2 separate regions of the Homo sapiens genome follow, and region 1 is linked to region 2. A link is a loop called in an ENCODE intact Hi-C map of the cell type or tissue named here. Cell type or tissue: adrenal gland. All regions are shown on one strand. Each heading gives the region's core, and the rest is flanking DNA. Links, peaks and the distances in the headings are about the cores only. Region 1 overlaps FANK1 (fibronectin type III and ankyrin repeat domains 1). Region 2 overlaps C10orf90 (chromosome 10 open reading frame 90).

What was found. Hi-C counts contacts between places; a loop is a spot of excess contacts. Peaks named below come from ENCODE experiments on the same cell type or tissue, not always from the same donor. Only the 100,000 strongest peaks of a DNase experiment are listed, where the experiment ranks them.
Region 1: it touches region 2 in a loop (5-fold over the local background); 16 of 110 quality-filtered maps call a loop at or near these places.

The regions. Positions count from the first base shown.
Region 1 is chr10:125,932,237-125,937,618 of GRCh38, forward strand. The region is part of intron 1 of FANK1 (fibronectin type III and ankyrin repeat domains 1); the gene reads left to right. Among named protein-coding and RNA genes, the nearest start is that of FANK1-AS1, 38 kb to the right of the region's middle. RefSeq lists an enhancer at 2,215-2,715. In adrenal gland, for the core only: a CTCF peak has its summit at 2,213 (motif pointing right); a DNase peak (open chromatin) is centred at 2,335.
Region 2 is chr10:126,501,953-126,507,334 of GRCh38, forward strand. C10orf90 (chromosome 10 open reading frame 90) reads right to left here. Exons shown (of 10, transcript NM_001350921.2): 4 at 2,005-3,133. LOC105378549 (a long non-coding RNA gene) reads left to right here. Exons shown (of 3, transcript XR_001747637.3): 3 at 1,154-1,233. Among named protein-coding and RNA genes, the nearest start is that of LINC00601, 83 kb to the left of the region's middle. In adrenal gland, for the core only: a CTCF peak has its summit at 2,350; DNase peaks (open chromatin) are centred at 2,179 and 2,569; H3K27me3 peaks cover 345 bases.

The DNA of each region.
Region 1 (5,382 bases), core at 278-5,277, 570 kb before region 2:
GAATAATGGTGGTATTTTGATGGGCATTGTGTTGAATTTGTAGATTGCTTTTGGCAGTATCATCATTTTCACAATATTGATCGTACCCATCCATGAGCATGGGATGTGTTTCCATTTGTTTGTGTCATCTATGATTTATTTCAGAGGTGTTTTGTAGTTTTACTTGTAGAGGTATTTTGCCCCCTTGGTTAGGTATATTCCTAAGTATTTTAGTTTTTTTGCAGCTGTTGTAAAAGGGGGTGAGTTCTTGATTTGATTCTCCCCTTGGTCGCTGTTGGTGTATAGAAGAGCTACTGATTTGGGTACATTGATTTGTGTACATTAATCTTGCATCGGAAAAACTTGCTGAATTCTTTTATCAGTTGTAGGAGCTTTCTGGAGGAGCCTTTAGGGTTTTCAAGGTAAACAGTCATATCATCAGCAAACGATAACAGTTTGACTTCCTCTTTACCGATTTGGATGCCCTTTCTTTTGTCTGATTTCTCTGGGTAGGACTTACAGTACTATGTTGAGGAGTGGTGAAATTGGGCATCCTTGTCTTGTTCCCCTTCTCAGAGGGAGTGCTTTCAACTTTTCCCCATTTAGTATTATGTTGGCTGTGGGTTTGTCATTGATGGCTTTTATTACATGAGGTATGTCCCTTGTGTACCATGTTTGCTGAGAGTTTTAATCATAAAGTGATGCTGGATTTTGTCGAATGCATTTTCTGCATCTATTGAGATCATGTCATTTTTTTTTAAATTTTGTTTGTGTGGTGTACCACATTTATTGACTTGCATATGTTAAACCATCCCTGCATCCCTGGTATGAAATCCATTTGATCATGGTGGATTATCTTTTTGATATGTTGTTGGATTTGGTTAGCTAGTATTTTGTTAAGGATTTTAGCATCTATGTTCATCAAGGATATCGGTCTGTAGTTTTCTTTTCTGGTTATGTCGTTTCCTGATTTTGGTATTAGGGTGACTTGGTACCAATTCTTCTTTGAATATCTGGTAGAATTCTGCTGTGAATCTGTCTGGTCCTAGACTTTTTTTTTGTTGGTAATTTTTAAATTACCATTTCAATCTTGCTGCTCGTTATTGGTCTGTTCAGGGTATCTAATTCTTCCTGATTTAAGCTAGGAGGGTTGTATTTTTTCCAGGGATTTATCCGTCTTTTCTAGGTTTTCTACTTATGTGTGTAAAGGTGTTCACAGTAGCCTTGAATGAGCTTTTGTATTTGTGTTGTCAGTTGTAATATCTCCTGTTTCATTTCTTAATGAGGTTGTCTGGATTTTCTCTCTTCTCTTCTTGGTTAATCTTGCTAATGGTCTATCAATTTTATTTATCTTTTCAAAGAACCAGCTTTTTGTTTCATTTATGTTTCGTCTTTTTTGTTTGTTTCAATTTCATTTAGTTCTGCTCGGATCTTGGTAATTTCCTTTCTTCTGCTGGGTTTGGGTTTGGTTTGTTCTTGGCTCTCTAGTTCCTTGAGGTGTGACCTTAGAGTGTCAGTTTGCACTTTTTCAATCTTTTTGATTTAGGTGTTCAGGGCTATGAACTTTCCTCTTAGCACCACCTTTGCTGTATCCAAGAGGCTTTGATAGGTTGTGTCATTATTGTCATTCAGTTTGAAGAATTTTAAAATTTCCATCTTGTTTTCGTTTTTGACCCAGTGCTCATTCAGGAACAGGTTACTTAACTTCCGTGTATTTGCATTGTTTTGAAGGTTCGTTTTGGAGTTGATTTTCGATTTTATTCCACTGTTATCTGAGAGAGTGCTTGATATAATTTCAATCTTCTTAAATTTATTGAGGCTTGTTTTATTGGCATCTGCAAGTTTCATTGGTTGATTTTTCTATATTTTGTTTGGTTTTGGAAATAAGTATAATAAAACACAGTCCTGCTCTTAAAATGCATACAATCAGTTAAATAGCTAATTTCAACATAATGTGATGTGGAAGAAAAACATATTAAAATTGTGCTGTATTTAAAGTTTCATAATAGAAATGTTAATTTCTTTACTAAAGTGACCCTTCTACTGCAGCAGGAAGACTGTTTTTATAATTGAAAGATAGTTTGCGTTTTATTACTTGGCTTTTCTTTATAGTTTACTGTACATGAATATATCCCTAAACACGTATTATTATAATTCTGCCTGTTTTGGGGCAGCATCTACCTTATAGCACTGGCTGAGGGCTGAGCTGAGCGTGGCTCCAAGGGAATCCAGCCTTGGGCAGTAGGTGGCAATGTTGGGCAGGCAGATGAAGGCTCCGGGATGTCTGGCTAGTTATGGGGACTGAGCTGTGGGCAGAATTCCAGTCCTGCGTGAATTAAGGCTGGTCCCCAAACCAAGTCGAAGAGACAGAACAGACTGGAGGAGGAGGTGGGAGAGGTCCATGATGAGAGCCGCTGCCATTTATTTAGCATTGTGTACTGAGCTCTGTGCAGGGCACCTAACAGCCTAGCATGCAGCAACTCAGTTCCCACCACCTGTACCCCTACCGTTTTTTTTTTTTTTTTTTTTTTTTTTTTTTTTTTTTTGCAAATCACGAAGAGAAAGACAGTTGGAATGTGGCAGAACCAGGATTCTATCCCAGTCTGGCTGTCCTCACAACTCTGAATCATCAGGTGACAACAGTGTCTTGCTAGAATTGCCAGTTGCTGCTGCTCGGGAGCAGCTGGTGCCTGCCCTGCAGGATGGTGCCATGGGCCTGGCTGAGCTGTGGCTCCCAGCACGATGCTGTTTCTTCCCCAGGTCTGCTCAGTGCTGCAGTTCAGCAGGGTGGAGGCTATGCTGTGCATGCCCCAATCTCTTCTGCCTGGGGGTGTGGGCAGAGCTGCTGGCCTTCATCTCTCTGCTTGTTTCTCCAGACATCTCCTCCTACTCTGATAGAGACACCCTGTCTTGGGACATCCCCCCATTCATTCCTTCACGGAAAGTCAGCCTATTTTTGTATTTTACTTTGTGGTCATCTTCATAATATTTCTTCGTGGCATCGACAGCAGTTTGTAACTGGGGATTATCTGATTGTTATCTCTCTGCCCTGTGGAACTATAAGCTTCCTGAAGGCAGGGGCCGCATCTGAGCTCACTGTTGTATCCTCATAGCTTTACATGGCACCTGGCATCCAGAAGCCTTACATATTTACTTGATGAATGAATATATGAATGACTTCCTTCAACTAATTTTGTCTCTTACTTCCTAGTTGCCAGGTGGTATAAGACAGCAGGGTTATCATCTAATATATATTTGATGTGATAAGAAACTAAAGTCTTGTTGGGAACTTCAGTCTCAATTGGGGCAAATCAAGATTTTGTGATTCTGAAGCAGTTTGGGGAGTTGTCTTTAAGAAAAAGAATGCTGATTATAAACACAAAAAAGATTATAAATCTGTCTTTTAGAATGCCAAAAAGTATAATTAAAAATATAAAAAGCTGACCAATGTCACAAATGTCATAACATTTGAAAAATAACATTTATTAACTAATTGTCCAATATATTTCTATAATATCTTCTCCTATATATTTTGGCTACATGTTATTATGTTACCTTTGTATAACAATTCTGTCATAATAACTTCAGTGGCTGGAATAGAAAGATAATTAAGTCTTTCTATTAATATAGTAATTACACTTTTTTCTTTAGTCTAAAAATGTTAGACTTGCATAAATGTCTTGCTATATTATATGAAGACTACATTTTTAAGCTAATAAGGGCCACCAGTGAGGGAAAGGTTTACATACTTTCTTTACCTTCTCTGAATTCGTCATTAGGTAGTAGCATGTTTGATGGTAGATTTTCAACTACAGGAAAAGCATGGTACATATTGCTGGAGCATCAGTTTTACTTGTTAGTATATATGTAGAAACATTTTTATATTAGGACAAATGGAAACATCAGAGAATACTGTGCAAAATGTATAATTTAAAGCTCAAACACCAGACTTCATAAGGCTATAATTTTGACCTAATAGCTTGACACTTTTGAATCTAAGACAATAATCCTGATTTCCATCATAGTCTTTCCATTTGTTTGTAGGTATTTAGTTGAATTTAGTGATTTATTTTTTGTCCTTTTTTTCATTCCTTAACTGAAATTTAAACATAACTTTTTATAGAAATAAAAAGGATATACAGAAAAATGCACATATCATAAGTTTATGGCTTGCTGAATTTTCACAAAGTGAACCCACTGGAGCGAGATGCTGTCTCAAAAAAAAAAAAAAAAAAAAAAATTGCCACAACCCCAGAAGTACCTCCTCTTCTTCCTTTCCGGATTCAATCTCCATGCTTGCCAAGGAAACCACAGCCCTGACTTCTAACACCATGGGTTAGTTTTGCCAGCTTTTGAACTCTGTGTAAATAGAAGTATACAGTATGTACTTATTTGGATCTGACTTATTTTCCCCAACATTATGTTTGTAAGATTAATCCATATTGTTGTAGATAGTTGAAGATCCTTCTTTCTCATTGCTGTTCCATTAATATAGCACCATTTATTTATTCCAGTATTGATAAACATTTGTATAGTTTCTTGTTTTTGGCTATTATGAATAGTACCTCTAGGCTGGGCGTGGTGGCTCACGTCTGTAATCCGAGCACTTAGGGAGGCTGAGGTGGGTGGATCACCCGAGGTTGGGAGTTGGAGACCAGCCTGACAAACATGGAGAAACCCCATCTCCACTAAAAATACAAAATTAGCCAGGCGTGGTGGTGCATGCCTGTAATCCCAGCTACTCCGGAGGCTGAGGCAGGATAATCGCTTGAACCCGGATGGCGGAGGTTGCAGTGAGCAGAGGTCGCACCATTGCCCTCCAGCCTGGCAACAACAAAAGCCAAACTCCGTCTCAAAAAAAAAAATAAAATAATACCTCTATGAGCATTCTAGTACATGTTTGTTGGTAAACATATGTATGTATTTCTGTTGAGTGTATCGCTAAAAGTGGAAATGTTAGGTTATATGGTATGTATGTGACTGACTTTGGCTAGATATTGCCAAACAGTTGTTCAAGGTCGTGACTTATAATCTCACCCACAGTGTAAGGAAGTTCTTTTAATACATTGCATGATTGTATGAGAGATCTCACTGTTCCATCTCTTTACTGACACTTGGTATTTTCTGTCCTTTTAATTTTAGACTTTGTAGTACCTGTGAAAGCTGTTTGTCATTGTGGTTTTAATTTGGATCGTAGTTTATTACAGACATTTTCAAAAAGATTCTGCTTCACAACTTGTTTTTGGTATTGAGTCAATGTTTAGAATGTCATATTTGGAAAGACCTCTATCAACTTTTTTCATGTATAAGCTTTAAGATTTCAGGGTATTTCCCATATGAAGGAGTCTGATGGAATAAACTATGGTATGGACAATGGAGTACCACGCAACTATATTAAAAAAT
Region 2 (5,382 bases), core at 298-5,297:
ACACACCACATATACACCACACACACACACCACACACGCATACACACACACCACACACACACACCATACACACACACCACACAACCACACACCCACACCACACACACGCACACACACACCACACACACACACCACACAACCACACACACACCACACACACACACACCACACACACACAACACACACACACACTAGGTGCAATATACACTACTTGGGTGACGGGTGCCCTAAAATCTCAGAATTCACCACTGTAAAATTCATCCATGTAACCAAGAACCACTTGTACTCCCAAAGCTACTGAAATTGTAAAAAAGGTATTCAAGACTCCCCTGGTGTCTGTGACTATCTCTTTCCTCAAATGGTAGAATGAAGCCTCATGGCTTAAAGCCACTGAAACGCTTCACATGTGAATCTTTGGGATCTGTGCTTTTTCTGGGGGATGTTGGCCTGCAGGATGCAGAATAAATTTATACTATTTGCCTAAGATAATCCCTTAGAGGAGCAGTCATTTCACAAAATCACAATCAAAAATCTTCTCTGCACCACCAAAGCCAAAAAGTAAGTTGGGGGAAGTGTCCACACTCTTGCTGCCCTCCTCTGAGATGAGTGTATGAGTGTTTGAGATCTGGCTCTCATTATTAATGAAGAGCCTTTGGTGAAAAGTACTATAAATCCAAATTATTATTTCACACCATGACACATGGTTTAAAAATGAGGATGTGCTTTAACTGGGGTAACATACAACAATGCAGTGGTGTATTTCTGGAATCATCATCAATAAGGAAGACGAAGTGCTTAGCTTGAGCAATCTCTTTAACCACTAAAGTGGGATTTATCTTTGGAACATTGATAGCTGCTTATGTTGTCCTTCTTGTAATAAGTCTGTAAGACATGCATTTCAATGGTTTAATCAATCTGAAAGCCATGCCAAAATTGCCTTAAAAATCTCTGAGCATTCAATATTTCAATATATATACAGTTGTTAAAATTAATTACATCATTTAACATTTCTATACACATTATAACTTTAAATGTTTTACAGTCATTTTTATTAATAAAGCTTTAATGAATAAAAGTTGTACCGTAAAATTATGATGCATATCCTGCATTTTCAATTGTATACTAATATCTTTAAATACTTTTTTCCAAATAGAAAGTAATTCATAAACCAGAGCCTCTTGCAGAAAGCAAAGTTGAAAATCAGAAGTTTACACAGAGAAAGAAAGAAATCTGGCCTCTTTCTTCCAAAAAATGCCTGCTTTCCTCTTTTGATTTCCCAAGAAAGGTGCAGAGTCCTCAGGGCAACCCATCCTGGGAATTCTTCCCGGCCCTGGAAATGGCAGAAACAGCAACAAATCCTGGTCAAGATGCCCCAGAAGACAAAACCAGGGGGACAGAAAATTGCTGCTGCTGCTGCTACTACTATTTGGCACAGAGAGTCCCTGACTTGCCTAATTTAGAAAATGTCCTATAATTATTATACACGCACACACGCACACATTCACATACACACATTCACACTTACACGCTCCATTATGAAGCTTTGCAGTCTAGCTTTTATATCAATGAGGCTAACTTGAAAAGTAGAAAGTACAGAAATCTGGACACTTCCAAACACGCAGATGTTTGGCGAGAGAGATGAAACATCTGGGGGCGAATGGCATTTCATTCTTCTCACCCTCTTTTGGAACGCAATTTGGGCATGTTGTAAATTAACTTCCTTTGGAGGCCCTCATTTCCTTCTCATTACATATGGTCTGGAACTATTGGGAACAAGAATTTGACAGAAGGCCTCTTACAATCTACAAAAGTCTCAACTAAAAAAATCTATCCAATCAGACATCGATGCCGAGCTATCAGTTGTCAACTATGAGCAGAGCAGATCACTGCAAGTCTACTGAGAAATGCCTCTTAGAATAAGTTTTGTATAAGAAATTCACTCAACAGTCACCTTGCTAGGACATTTACTCAGGTCACCCTCCTGCAGATGGACGCACCACTCACCTGCCCTGTAACTCCAGCCAGGAATGTGAATGGACAGTTGGTTGGCATGATCGCTGGCGTGACAATGAGTTGTATGGTCCTTTTCCCCTTTTCTTACAGTGACTTGGTTAGCTCCCACATTTGCCAATTCTGTGTTTTCCAATGGAAAAGAACCACTCCAAGGACAAGCGCCGGTCCCCAAATGCACCCGCCTCAACGATGGGGTTTCCTTCAAGTGACTTTCTTGTAAACCTGGGTTCCAGCGCTGGCCTACGAGGTCCTGGTCTCCCTCCAGGAGCTCCTGCTTCAGGGCTTCGCTTATTGGCTCTCTGTTCACTAGGCCATCTACTCCATCTGCTGTTAATCTGTGGGAACTACAATTGAGGTTGAGCGACAGGACGGATCTGTGCATTTTGGGGCTGGCAATTTGAGGTGGCTCAATGGGGACGGAGAGAGACTTGTCTACGTAATAGATTGAATCTGGACACTGCTGAGACACCCTGAGGTGGACACAGGAACTGAACACCAGCGGGCTCTTTCCTGACAGTGGGGTGTCTGGAGAAAAACTGGTCTCTTTGTCGTCTGCATGGGTGACCCAGTACTTGCGTCTCTCACACAACCCAGTGTGGGCCTCGGGAACCTTCAGCCGCACCACGGAGCTGTTTCTGGAGAACTCTGTGCAGGCAAAAGATCTCTGATGCCGACCTGGATGGGCGCCATTGGCCAGAGCCGGGGGCGCCTGGAACAGTGTGTCCTCAGCCCTGCACTTGGGGCACAGAGAGTCCCCAGCAGTCCCCCACACCAGGGCGCGGGCTGGGGGGCCCACGCGTCTGGCCGTGATGGTGATGGATGCAAACCCTCTGCGGGGGCCCCCACAGGGTCTCTCCTCTTTGGGCGGCAGCTCTGCCTCAGGTCCTCGCTCATCTGACGGTGCCGGGATTCCTAATCTGCCCGGAAGTAACGCAAATGCTCTGTGAATGTTGACTCCGCTGCGGTTAGCCAGAGATTGCTTGGCGTGATGTGCACGAGACTGAGCAATGGCACACGGTAGGGGCAAGGAGGCCCTGTTTTCTCTTGACTTATTCTCATCAATCATCTGGGAGATGACTATGGATGAAATCATTTTTGTGTTTTGTGATGCCAGGGTCTCCTGCAAATAGAAAAAGATCCCGATTATTCAAGCAGTCTATTGAAATATAGACAGTAAACTCTCTTTCAAGGGCCACCAGGATGCCAGAGCACTGGGTTCATAACACTCAGATGTCTTGTCCAAGGCTTTTTACTGCACACCTGATGCTCAGAGATGGCAGGAAGGGCAGGAAAACTAGATGTTTATGACAAGTTACACGTTCTGGAAACATTGGCCTGAGTCATGAATTGGTTTTCTCTGCTGGGCATCTATTCTTAATTTATCTAATGATGTGTCAACGGGGATCATCTAATTCGATAACCACCTCCGCCAAGCCCAGGAACCCCTGAATACAGGCTCATATCCTCAATGGAGAGGAAAGACAGAATTCTGGAGGTGGCTGGAACTTGGGGCCACAGGTTTATGTGGGAGATTAGTCAGTAGTCCTGAAAGGAAACAGCAACGGTGGTTACCAGGAGCCCCCTCCCTACCTTGGTCCTTTGGAGTCCTCCACATTTGCCGGTTTAGACTCTAATTCAGTTGCTCCCTGCTGCTTGGCATCATGGAAGTCAAGGTCCAGAGAGCAAAACAATAGAAATCAAATGCCCAGCTGGGCATGGTGGCTCACACTTGTAATCCCAGCACTTTGGGAGGCTGAGATGGGCGGATCACCTGAGGTCGTGAGTTTGAGACCAGCCTGACCAACATGGAGAAACCCCGTCTCCACTAAAAATACAGAATTAGCCAGGCATGGTGGCACATGCCTGTAATCCCAGCTACTCGGGAGGCTGAGGCAGGAGAATCGCTTGAACTCAGGAGGCGGAAGTTGTGGTGAGCCAAGATTGTGCCATTGCACTCCAGCCTAGGCACCAAGTGTGAAACTTCGTCTCTCTCACACACACAAACATTAAACAAACAATCAAAAAAAATCAAATGCCCACGTTTGCCCAGACCAACACTATGGCAATCAGATGATTTCACTTATCAGAATTGGGGGACAGGGGACACTGGACCAAGGCACATGTAGCTTTGCTGCATTTCAATGATCGGTTGTATCAGTTTTTGTCCAGTATTTTTAAATGACCAAGGTGTTTCATTTTTCCTAATCAGCAGATTGTTTGTCCTAACAGTAAATTGCTCATGTGTCCAAAAGAGTATGCTATGATTTTTAACAAAGCATCTAACCAGGTCTATACTCATTTGTTTCTATTATGGTTATGTGTGAAGCACTACAAAATACAACATGGAAGATGGACTACACCCCAGCACTTAGTGAAGGCTAACAGGGTCCTGGCCCCCGTTTAGACGTTCATTATGGAACATGCTTACAATGAATCCTTGCATAGAGCTGCACAGGATCTGGAATAATATATGTAACCGCTAAGCTCCCACTGCTTGCAGAGAATCTTTGCTTTGGGGGCCTGAGGGCATAACTGGATGCCCAACAATTGCCACAGCAGCTCCCAAATCCCAACATGCAGAGAATGGCCTGGGATGTTACAACTGCAAGTTCCCCAGACCCCAGAGATTGATTCTGTAGATTGTGGGTGGCACCCAGGCATCTGCATTTCAACTGCATTTCAAGTGATTGTGATGTAGGTGATCTGGGTCACACACTTTGAGAAACACAGACAAGTCATGAGGCTGCTGGTCTTCTCAAGACAACACATTTTGGAGAGGAAGGGCCTATGTGTGTTGGAAGCAGGGTATTTGCTCATTCCAAGATGTGACAGCAAGCACAGTAGCATTTTTATTTTCTTCAGGGCAGGACTAATATTTACTGACTCAAATAATTGCATGTTCCCCACTAGCTGGACATTTGGCATGGCAAGTCCACATGGCTGCAGGAGGGCCAGTGTGTGTGTGTGTGTGTGTGTGTGCGTGCGTGTGTGATCTTAGCCACCTGAGGGGCTTTGTGTCCTCAGAGTCAGGCATGGGAAGATGGTTGGCTTGTTTTGCATGACAATCTCCATCACATTATATGTGGGTTTTTTAAAAAAAGGATACATGGGGCTGGGTGCGGTGGCTCACGCCTGTAATCCCAGCACTTTGGGAGGCCAAGGCGGGTGGATCATGAGGTCAGGAGATTAAGACAATCCTGGCTAACACGGTGAAACTCTGTCTCTACTAAAAATACAAAAAATTAGCTGGGCGTGGTGGCAGGCGCCTGTAGTCCCAGCTACTCGGGAGGCTGAGGCAGGAGAATGGCGTGAACCCGAGAGACGGAGCTTGCAGTGAGCCAAGATCGCGCCACTGCACTCCAGCCTGGG